2 separate regions of the Homo sapiens genome follow, and region 1 is linked to region 2. The links are chromatin contacts, found by Hi-C or POLR2A ChIA-PET in ENCODE. All regions are on one chromosome and are shown on one strand. Each heading gives the region's core, a stretch centred on a gene start or an enhancer-like site at or near the end of the contact. The rest is flanking DNA. Distances are from core to core; before and after follow the strand shown. Region 1 overlaps ZNRF1 (zinc and ring finger 1). Region 2 holds the start of ADAT1 (adenosine deaminase tRNA specific 1).

Region 1 (5,445 bases), core at 1,672-4,171, 550 kb after region 2:
AATGGAAAAACAGAGATCTGGGCTCAGAGCTACAGCATTCAAGTGCTGACTTCTCCACGCACAAGTTATGTGACCAAGGGCAATTTCCTGAACCTCCGTGAACTTCCATTTTCTCAACTGTAAAACAGAAATCATGTTACCACCCTAGCCATTACATGGGAACATGTGTGCAACCAGTTGTATAAAGGTGTGGTAGGCAGAATAATGGCTCCCCAAACATGTCCACCTCCGAATCCCCAGAACCTGTGAATGTTTACCTTACATGGCGAAAAGCACTTGGCAGATGTGATGAATACAGAACCTTATTCAGGTGGGTCCGATGTAATCACAGCATCTTTATTATGGAAAGAGAGAGGCAGAGAAGAAGACATGACTATGGAAGCAGACAGACAGAGATTTGAAGATGCTTTGCCATTAGCTTTGAAGTTAGAGGAAGGGACCATGAGCCAAGGAAAGCGTGGCCTCCAGGAGCTGGGAAAGACAAGGAAATGGATTCTCCCCTAGAGCCTCCAGAAGCAGCACAGCACTGCAGACACCTTGATTTCAGCCCAGCGAGACCAATGCAGATTTCTCATCTCCAAAAATGCAAGAAAATACATTTGTGTTGTCAAATTTGTGGATATTTGCTACAGCAACAACAGGAAATGAATGTAAAACCTTCTAAGAGAAATGGCTGTTCTTCTAAAAAATCAACTCTTTTTTTGTTTGTTTTTTTGAGACGGAATCTCGCTCTGTCGCCAGGCTGGAGTGCAGTGGTGCGGTCTTGGCTCACCGCAACCTCTGTCTCCCAGGTTCGAGCAATTCTCCTGCCTCGGCCTCCCGAATAGCTGGGACTACAGGCATACACCACCACGCCTGGCTAATTTTGTATTTTTAGTAGAGACGGGGTTTGTACATGTTGGTCAGGCTGGTCTCAAACTCCCGACCTCAGGTGATCCGCCTGCCTCAGCCTCCCAAAGTGATGGGATTACAGGCGTGAGCCACCGCGCCCAGCCCCAGCTAATTTTTTGTATTTTCAGTACAGATGGGGTTTCACCATGTTGGCCAGGACGGTCTCGATCTCCTGACCTCGTGGTCCGCCCACCTTGGCCTCCCAAAGTGCTGAGATTACAGGCACGAGCCACCATGCCCGGCCTGGATCAACTCTTAAAGGAGAGTAGCTGGGGTTCCCTGGCTCTGCTGAAAATTATGAAGCAGGATATCTTAGTCAGTTTGAGCTGCTGTAACAAAATACTGCAGACTGGACGGCTTAAACAATAAACATTTATCTCTCATGGCTCTGGAGGTTGAGAAGCCCAAGATCAAGGTGCTGCCAGGTCTGATGTGTGGTGAGGGCCTCTCCCTGATTTGCAAAGGTCCACCATCTTGCTGTGTCTCACATGCTGGAGAGAAAGCGCTGGTGTCTCTTCTTCTTCTGGGGGCACTAATAATTCCATCATAAAGGCACCACACTCACGACCTCTTCTAAACTCACTTATCTCCCAAAAGTCCTCCTTCAAATACCATCACATTAGGGATTAGGCTTCAACACATGAATTTTGGGGGAGGAGGGGGATAAAACACATTCAGTCCGTAGCACATGGCATCCTCTCTTGGGAAACCATTGAAAACTGTGCCCCAAGAGAGGATGCCATGTGCTATGGACTGAATGTGCCACACTTAAATAGGATAAGCAATCAAGTCAGTCAGTCTGTCTATCCATTCATATGTATTCTAGTTATTAAGTTGTAAGGAAAATGGCAAAACAAATATAATTTCTCCCCTCAGTGAAGGGATGACCCATTAGGGAAGAGAAGAAAAGAGGAGGCCACAGAGCTCTCATTTCTTTCACATCCCGAAGTGGCTGTCTAGCGAATGTGTCCCACACACAGGCTCTTGACCTGAAACCTATGGGGATGGACATCAGCGGATCCATCAGCCTCCTGAAATAAGATGCCACATTCTAAGGGAGATTCATAGAGTTAGATGTCAAAAGTGTTTGGGCTTAGAACCCAAAAGTTCAGAACCATTTATATAACAAGAGAAAGATTATAGATAGAAGATTAAAACATATAATAGATATGTCAATAACAATCCAAATATTTGTGATTTACTTTTAGTATGGAGAAGATGGGACTCTGAAGGAAGAAGAAAACTGAATCAGGCCCTCCAGGGCTCTATATCTCATGATCAGGGTTGTTTGATATTTGCTATGGCATACAAAAGGGCCATTCAGAACAAGTTCTGTTAAGCATATTTTTCCTCTCTCCTGAGTCCACATATGTAAGCTATTCTCTACCTCACACAACGCTCTCTCAATCCCACCTACACCTGCAGCAACTGCCCCAGTTCCAATGAAGCATCTCCAATGGCCATCTTCACTTCCTCTCCCAGTTCCTCTTGAACCTGCTCCAATCTCTAAAACCATCCTTTCCACGGTTGCCAATGATCTCCACATGACAGCATCCTAACATCGATTCCTGAGCACTCAGCAGCCATGTGAGAAAGGTGACCCTCCTCCTCCACCTTTGCTGCACCTGCTGTCTGTGGCCCCCTTACAGTATAAGCCCCTTGAAGGCAGAGTCTGTTTATTTTACTGCTGTAGCCCTAGAGCCTGGCATATGATGGGCTCTTGAAAATATCTGTTGGATGAATGAACATCACACTTCACGGAAATGTGTGAAAAAGGCCCAGCTGTACAACCGGAAAGAGATAACAAATTAAGGGCAGTCAGCCTGCTGTCTGAGTCCATTCCCAGCAGAGGCTACCTTCTACCAGTCAAGGTTCCAGTAACTGCCATACCACAGCGAGGGTTAAGTAGGACAGTGAAGCGTGTGTGAGACAGAATGTCGGTTAGGAACCCACTGCGGTCATGCTGCTTCCTGCCCAACCCGCAGTTCCGATAAGGGGTGCAGAGAACGATCATGTGTGCATGTGCACAGACTGCAGGCGCCCCTGCCACCATGCTGTGGTGTGCAGTGGGCATGAAGGGAGCTACTTCGGCTGCCACCTGGGCAGGCCTTGACAGTACTGCTGGCAGGAAAAAGGTCAGCCCTTTCCCCCTATGCTAAATCAAGTCACAGACAGCTAGGACAGCCTCCAGGTTCTCATTCCTCCCACCAACAATGAAGAGTAGGAGGAGCCTCTCCATTTACTCCCTCCCACCCACCCCCACCTGGAAGTGCCCAGAGATAGGGGGGAAAAGCAGACAGCATGGTGACCTGGGCTTATGACCCCAGGCAGGGGTTGGCAAAGTACTCAACAGCCATTTCCTGGACAGTGCGAACTTTTGGGTGCTTCTGCACTCTGATACAAACATTTCCTTAATACATTTATTCAATATTTTATTATTATTACTTTTTATAGAGACAGGGCCTTGTTATGTTGCCCAGGCTGGCCTCCAAGTCCTGGCTTCAAGTGATCCTCCTGCCCAGGCCTCCTAAAGAGCTGGGATTATAGGCATGAGCCACTGCACTGGGCCTAAAAAAACCTTTATTATGGAAATTTTCAGACAAACAAAAAAATTGAATAGAGTGAGCTCCCAGGTACTCATCACCCAGCTTCAACAATGATCAAATCAGGGTCAGTCCTATCTGATTTTCCCCTGAGGTGTCCATGTCTTGGTTTGCTGCAACAACCCCAGTTCAAGCGTGTCGTCTTGGTGTAATTAATAGCTCCCTCTTTCAGTTTCAAACTTGCCTGGGATTGAATGATAAATTATATGGTCATCTGATCTTTATCCCAACTCACTCTCCCTGCACCAGATTATTTTGAAGAAAATTCCAGACACGAAATAAATCCACCCATAAATATTCACAATGTGATAGTAAAGGCTTAAATACAACTCCACACCCTTTAGACACCAACTTATGCAGCACTGTGCCCTCTCCTCTCAAGGGGCTGTTGGAAGGGTCACCCAGTAGGCTCTGTGCTACATGCTGGCATATGGAGCCTCACCGGGTGGCATGACCCCAGCTTAGGGATGGGGCTGACACACATGCAGAGAAGCCACTTATGCCGGCCTGACTCTACTGCATCGCCTCCTTCCATGGCACCACACTGCCTCCATACAGGAGGTCTAGCAACGGTCACGGACAGCAGGAGAGCAGAACAGACTAGCAGTCTGTGGCTCGTTTTACACATGCACGCGGAAGGAGCAGCACGAGTTTCAATCATTCCAAGTGAAAAAATGCAAACCTCAAACTGACCCACAGAGAATAAAATCCCAATCTTTATCTCTGCTCTCCGGGTGGTAGCACTGCAAGATTCTAGAGCCAGGCTGAAAGTTAGGGTATTTTAAGCAACCTACCTTCCTGACATTTACGAGAAAATAGCAAGAGAAAAGGGACATAATCATGTTTTCTGAGTCCTCAGAAGTGAACCGGAAAGTTCCCTAGTCTATGATCCGGCAACCCTATTTCTGGGTATATTTCCTAGCGAAATCCTCACACAGGTCAATCAGAATACAGCACGAGGATGTTGGCCACAGAACCATGTCGGGTAGCAGATGATCCCCAGGGGAACGGGCAAGGTCCCCGCAGAGCATGTACATGATGAATACTATGCAGCAGCCACAAGCAATGGATTAAATGTGCACGTCGGACAGATCCAAAAACAGTGCTGAGAGAAAAAAAGAAACAAAAGAATCCGTAGCACCAGGCCATTTGTGCCATTTTACCTAAGTTAAAAACACATGCACACAACTAAAACCTTAGATTAACAAAACCCATGTATGCACAGAAATGAAAAATTAAACCAATACACCAAACATATTGACATGGTTGGCTACGGCGGGGTGGGGAATGGACAACAGGAATTAAAAAACAGATCAATGTATGAATGAATAAAACCAAGACAGCAGCCTGGCCAAGACCAGTGAGACCAGCAATAGTGTGTCAAACATGTAATAGCATTAACTCAACACCATGCACTGGAGGGAGGTCTAAAAAGAAAGGAAAAACAACAGCTATTAATAAAAACTAGCAAGCAATCAACAATTGTGAAAAAAAAAATCTTGCCTCAATTTTATATTTATGTATATAAATCTATGTATATAGATACGTATACATATCTATGTGTGTATATATATATACATATATATAGACAGAGAGACAGAGAGAGAGAGAGAGAGAGAGAGAGAGAGAGAGATGGGGTCTCACTATGTTACCCAGGTTGGTCTCCAACTCTTGGGCTCAAGCATTCCTCCCACCTTGGCCTCCCAAAGTATGGGATTACAGGCGTGAGCTACTGTACCTGCCTGGCCCCTCAATTTTTTAAATGCTTTCTTTCACTAACTAGATAACCGGTTGAGTGTGATGAACAGTAGCACTGGGGCCCATCACTACACCAACACAGTATCTGCATCTCAGAGGGGAAGCTGGAGGGGCTCAAATGGAGGCCTTCATTGTAATGCCTCCCTCACAGTGAGGGCCTGGGATTGCTGGTCACAGGGCCACCTGCTTCCAA
Region 2 (5,444 bases), core at 836-3,335:
ACAGCCTGGGTAGGAGAGTGAGACTCCATCTCAAAAAAAAAAAAAGTACCGAGAAGGCATTCACTGAAGTATTATTTAAGCAGTAAATGTGTAGTAGTCACAAATCTGACACCAGATTTGCAGTTTGAAAAGATTAGTCTTGCTGCTCTGTGGAAAATGAATTGGAGTTAAGCAAGAAAAGGTGGAAATTCAGAGATGAGTGTAGCAATCCAAGAGGAATACGATAGTGGCTTTTACTAGCGTATTGGCATGCAAGTGGAGAGAAATGGATGGATTCAAGAGATAGGAAGTAAGATCAACAGGACTTGGTAATGGATTGCACTAAGGGGATTAAGGGAAGGGAGATAACAAGGAACATGACTCACTTTTTAGTTACGCAACTAGATTGCTAGTAATACCAATCCCTGAGATAAAGAACCCTAGAAGAAGGTCTTTGATACCCCTTACCCCCACTGGAATATTTCTTAAAAGACAGAAGAGGCAGTCACTTGCAGATTAAAGATATTGGAGAGGAATGAGGAGCAAAGTCTTTGGCCTTGGAGGAGGGCCATGTCCCATTTCCTTTGAACTAGAGAGAAGGATGGGGTTGAGCAAGTTGCATAAATTTTTGAGGGGTAACAAAGAAAAATGAATTCTTTCATTTTTAGTAATAGAGCATTCAGTTACTGGGTGACAAAGGCCCCTGAAGTATCCAGGCAGCTATATTACTTATTCCCGGCAATCCAAAGGTTTTTAGACCTGTTCTGCCCACTACACTGTAGTAGTACTGTACTACAGTAGCCAGTAGCCACATGTGACTATCCAGCATCTGAAATGTGGCTGATCCAAATTGGGATGTATTCTAAGTGTAACACACACCAGATTTCTTAAACTTCGCATTAAAAACAGAACAGAACATAAGTATTTTTTAAAATATTGAGACTCGGCAGCCAGGTGCGGTGGCTCACGCCTGTAATCCAGCACTTTGGGAGGCCGAGGCGGGCAGATCACGAGGTCAGGAGATCGAGACCATCCTGGCTAACATGGTGAAACCCCGTATCTACTAAAAATACAAAAATTAGCCTGACGTGGTGGCAGGCACCTGTAGTCCCAGCTACTCGCGAGGCTGAGGCAGGAGAATGGCGTGAACCTGGGAGGCGGAGCTTGCAGTGAGCAGAGATTGCGCCACTGCACTCCAGCCTGGGTGACAGAGCGAGACTCCGTCTCAAAAAAAAAAAAAAAAAAAAAAAAAATATATATATATATATATATGAGACAGACAGACCGACCCCGGGCATCGTGACTCACGCCTGTAATCCCAGCACTCTGGGAGGTTGAGGCGGGCGGATCACTTGAGGTCAGGAGTTCGAGACCAGCCTGGTAACATGGCGAAACCCCGTCTCTACTAAAAATAACAAAAATGAGCCGGGTGTGATGGCGGGCGCCTGTAATCCCAGCTACTTGGGAGGCTGAGGCAGGAGAATCGCTTGAAGCCAGGAGACGGAGGTTGCAGTGCGCCGAAATTGCGCCGCTTCCAGCCTGGGCGACAAAGCGAGACTCCATCTCAAAAAATTTTTTGATTATATGTTGAAATAATACTATTTGGGATGTATGGGTTAAATAAAATATATATGATTGTTTCTATTTTGACTTTTAATGAGGCTACTGGAAATTTTTAAATTACGTATATGGTTCGAATTATATATCTATTGGACAGTGATGTTACAGATAGAAATACAGCATAGTCAGGAGAATCGCTTGAACCGGGAGGCGAAGGTTGCAGTGAGCCGAGATCGCGCCTCTACACTCCAGCCTGAGCAACAGAGCAAGACTCCGTCTCAAAAAAAAAAAAGAAAAAGAAAAAAATTCAGCCGAGTGCTGCAAGATACGTCATTCTAGTTGAAGGAATATCTAAGCCAACAAGCGGCTCCCATCATCCGGTTTCACGCCTCTCTAAGACGCAGCCAGGGCTGCGGGACTTGAAGCGCGGGAATCTCGGCCCTGGCACCGACTCCCCGGAAAAACTACAGGGCCCGGCATGCACTGCGCGCCTCTGGGAGCGGGAGCCGAAAGGAACCGGCGCTTTGTGACGTCACGTCCGCCTTACCGGCGGATTAAGCTCGCTTTCTTCTAGGCGCGTTTCCTGAAGGTGGGAGGGGAGCGTCCGCGAGGCGCTGGGGCGACGGGGCAGGTTTATCCGGGCTAACTTTGCCGAGTCTGTTTTTGAGGGAAGAGGTTGTGAGGATCGTATCTTCCGGGACGCGTTTCACGTGGGAAGGCGCTCCACGCCTGGAACTGTCAGCAGCCGGCGCCTGAAGAGCTCCTGGCGCGGGGCCTCTGGCCTGGCAGCCGCAGGACCCAATGGATCAGGCGCTCACGCTGTTCTCACTGCATGGCTTCAGTGCCTTGCCTGGCACCTCCTATCCTGTAACTGGCCGACTCGGGGTCCCACCCAGGCTTCTCCAGCGGCCGGGAAGGGGCTCTGCTTCCGGAAGTGTTTAGGAAGGGAGCCAGCGTAAACCAGAGTCCCTTCCTCCAAGCATCGCTGAAGCCTTTTCTCCCCTGGCAGCCGACTTCCTTTTCTTTGGAAAGGACGTCAGTTTTTTTAGCTTGTTGAAACTGTTCAGAGATGCGGTCTTGTGGGCAAATAAATGCCTGTTTAGCTGAGCTGTTATTTTCAGCTAAGAAGTTCTTCAAGTTTTCAAGATCTAGGAGGGGGTGTAGGCTCGAATTATAATGGACCCAGTGTAGCAAAACATTTATTCATTTAAACAATTGTGCATGCTCATTCAGACGCACTACCTGAGTGAGATGATGCCGTTCTGGGCTGCTTCATCTTAAAGAGAGTCACTGTTTCTTCTGGCAACTTCTACCTGCCTTGCCTATCGAGGTTTGTGAATTGCACCTCTGGTTTAATTTCAGGTCGATGGCCAGGTGGTCTTCATAAACTATACTGCCTTGTGATGCCTCCCTAGAAATGAGAGGTGAGTCCCTTCCAAACGAGGATTCTAGGATCTCATGCTTTCTTTTCTTGACAAGGCTTGCCCTGGCCCTCTGACTTTCAAGTCACAGGGTCTCACTTCCTGCAGATTTTTGTTTTAAATCACTGTGGTCTGATTTACCAGTAGCATTCACTACAGTAGCGAGCCTGCACGTTGCGCTGCAGGGGATTCATAACAATACCATCTTTCAAAAGCTGCATGCACTGGAGCTCAGGAAAGCCTTTTTTGTTTTTTTGAGAGGGAGTCTCGCTCTGTCACCCAGCCTGGAGTGCAGTGGCACAATCTCGGCTCATTGCGACCTCCGCCTCCCGGGTTCAAGCGATTCTCCTGCCTCAGCCTCCCGAGTAGCTGGGACTACAGGCACGCGCCATCACGCCCGGCTAATTTTTTTGTATTTTCAGTAGAGACAGGGTTTCACCACGTTGGCCAGGCTGGCCTCGAACTCCTGACCTCAGGTGAGCCACCGCGCCCGGCCTTCAGTTTGGTTTTACAGTGCTTAGCTATGTCTATCACAAGCTCATCTTCTACTGGGAAGCTTTTTGTATAATTGAGTCCAAATGAGATCAGGATGTGCCTAGTGAGCATTGATAGGGCCAAGAGTGAGAGATTTCCCTGCAAAGTATCCTAGGGATCTGCTTGATGGTTTTTTAATTCATGGCTTTCTATGCCCATTACAGCCCTCCCCCTTTCACCCCCACCACCAGGTAGCTCAAGGCAAATTAACCAGGAAAATCATCAAATGTTATTTTTTGTAATAGTAATCACAGTTGACCTTAATTATGCTCAACATAGTAGCAATTGCTTTTTATAAGTATTACTTATTTAACCCTCACAGTAACCCTAAGTATTATTTAATCTTCACAATAATCTAAATAGGTTAGATACTATTGTTATCACTATTTTGACAGATGAGGAAACAGACCCAGCAAGGTTAAGTAGTCTATTCAGCATCACAGTTAATTTGTGGCAAAGCCAAAATTAGAACCCAGAAAGGGTGAATCCAAAGTCCACACCCTTAAGTAGAGCTCTATGAGAACACGTAACTGCTGAGAAACATTTCAGTGGGGATTTACTAGAGGGCGGTAGAGAAACACTCTGCTGTAGGGGAAAGGAGAAAAATAAAATGCCTGGAAAAAGAAGACAGATAAGAACATCTGTCCAGAAAGATAAACCTTATACAGTGAGGGTCTGCCCAAAGCAAGTGAGTCTGCAACCCTTTACATGCCGTTTCCAGTGAAAACTGGAGTAGTGAGGACATTTCCTTCTCGTGTCCTTTAATGTTGAGTAGAGGATGCAGACTCCTTAGAAATGTATCAGATATATAACATTAAGAAAAACTTGAAACAATAATTTTGGGGATTGGTAGAATTTGGGGTTTCTTTGATCTTTCATTAAAGATGAAAAGGGGGCAGGGAGATAGTAGAAGAAAATGATCCATAGAGTTCCAGATAGGGAAACCTCGGTCTGCTCCATTTGAAAGACTCGAAGCATGGATATGAGAGGCTGTAGCATCGTGCACTGGTTCTCCTTTCCGTACTTCTGATGGTTGTGGTTTTTGATCAAGGTCTCAATACCAGCTCAGACCATGTGGACCGCGGATGAGATTGCTCAGCTATGCTATGAACACTATGGGATCAGGCTGCCCAAGAAGGGGAAGCCTGAGCCAAACCATGAGTGGACATTATTGGCAGCGGTGGTGAAGATACAATCTCCAGCTGACAAGGCCTGCGACACCCCTGATAAGCCGGTGCAAGGTGAGACTTTTTCTTCTTGGCATGCTCCTCACTGTGAGAGATGGTAAAATTATGCATTGCTGTACTGTGAGGGTACAGTCGTGGGTAGGGTGTGAACTACGATGTTAGGCATATGTGCTTGTCCTCTGCTAGGTGACGCAGTACCTCTGATGGCGGGAGACCGCCATGCTGGAACCGCAGACCTTGGTTGAGTGGGCCTCTGGGAATCCCCTAGAGGAGTGTGCAGGCTGATCACACCTGAACACCGGGGAACATTCCGTTTCTCAGAACTCACACGATTTGTTTTTTTCCCACAGTGACAAAGGAAGTTGTGTCAATGGGAACAGGAACAAAATGCATAGGACAGTCCAAAATGAGGAAGAACGGTAAGCACGGGTGGGAATCTAAACAAAGATTTAGCTTGAAACCAGTGTCCATGTTTTACTCTCCTTGTCAGGGAAGAGGGGCCATGTCAGTTGAGGTGCATGGCATTTGTTTCCTACTGACTATCAGTCCAGTTGGAAGGACCGTACTCACTTGGAGAATGGAAATCCACCATCAAAGCGGAGGCCTCTAGGAACATGCTTTCCGAATAACTGAAAGTTAACCAGTATTTTCATGCTCAAACCACAGAGTCCCTGGGTTTAGCTATTCCACATTAGGTCTGGAAGGCTTTGGGACTCTATAGCAGGTAGAGGATGCAGCTTGAGTGGCTTCTGAAGCCCAAGAA

Evidence for each region. A loop is a pair of places that touch in the nucleus more often than their neighbours do. ChIA-PET counts read pairs that join two places held with the same protein, here RNA polymerase II (POLR2A). Pooled maps may share reads with other maps.
Region 1: a loop to region 2 is called in a pooled map, with 3 times the contacts of the local background. The contact joins the enhancer-like site here to the promoter of ADAT1 in region 2. A Hi-C loop is called at or near these places in 2 of 50 pooled maps. POLR2A ChIA-PET finds 5 or more read pairs at or near these places in 3 of 52 experiments (AG04450, GM12878 and HepG2).

What each region holds. Positions count from the first base shown.
Region 1 is chr16:75,072,801-75,078,245 of GRCh38, reverse strand. The region is part of intron 1 of ZNRF1 (zinc and ring finger 1); the gene reads right to left. Among named protein-coding and RNA genes, the nearest start is that of LDHD, 41 kb to the left of the region's middle. RefSeq lists enhancers at 2,330-2,559, 2,409-2,909, 2,910-3,410. Within about 2 kb of position 2,921, at least 7 of the 41 ENCODE cell types and tissues checked have a DNase peak (open chromatin) inside an H3K27ac peak, as active enhancers do; they include GM12878, where a contact is called at or near this core.
Region 2 is chr16:75,619,922-75,625,365 of GRCh38, reverse strand. It overlaps ADAT1 (adenosine deaminase tRNA specific 1), which reads left to right and starts at 2,085. Exons shown (of 10, transcript NM_001324445.2): 1 at 2,085-2,963; 2 at 4,546-4,735; 3 at 5,032-5,100. The coding sequence starts at 4,567. RefSeq lists enhancers at 1,772-2,291, 2,171-2,410, 2,292-2,811, 2,812-3,331, 3,332-3,852 and a silencer at 3,921-4,215.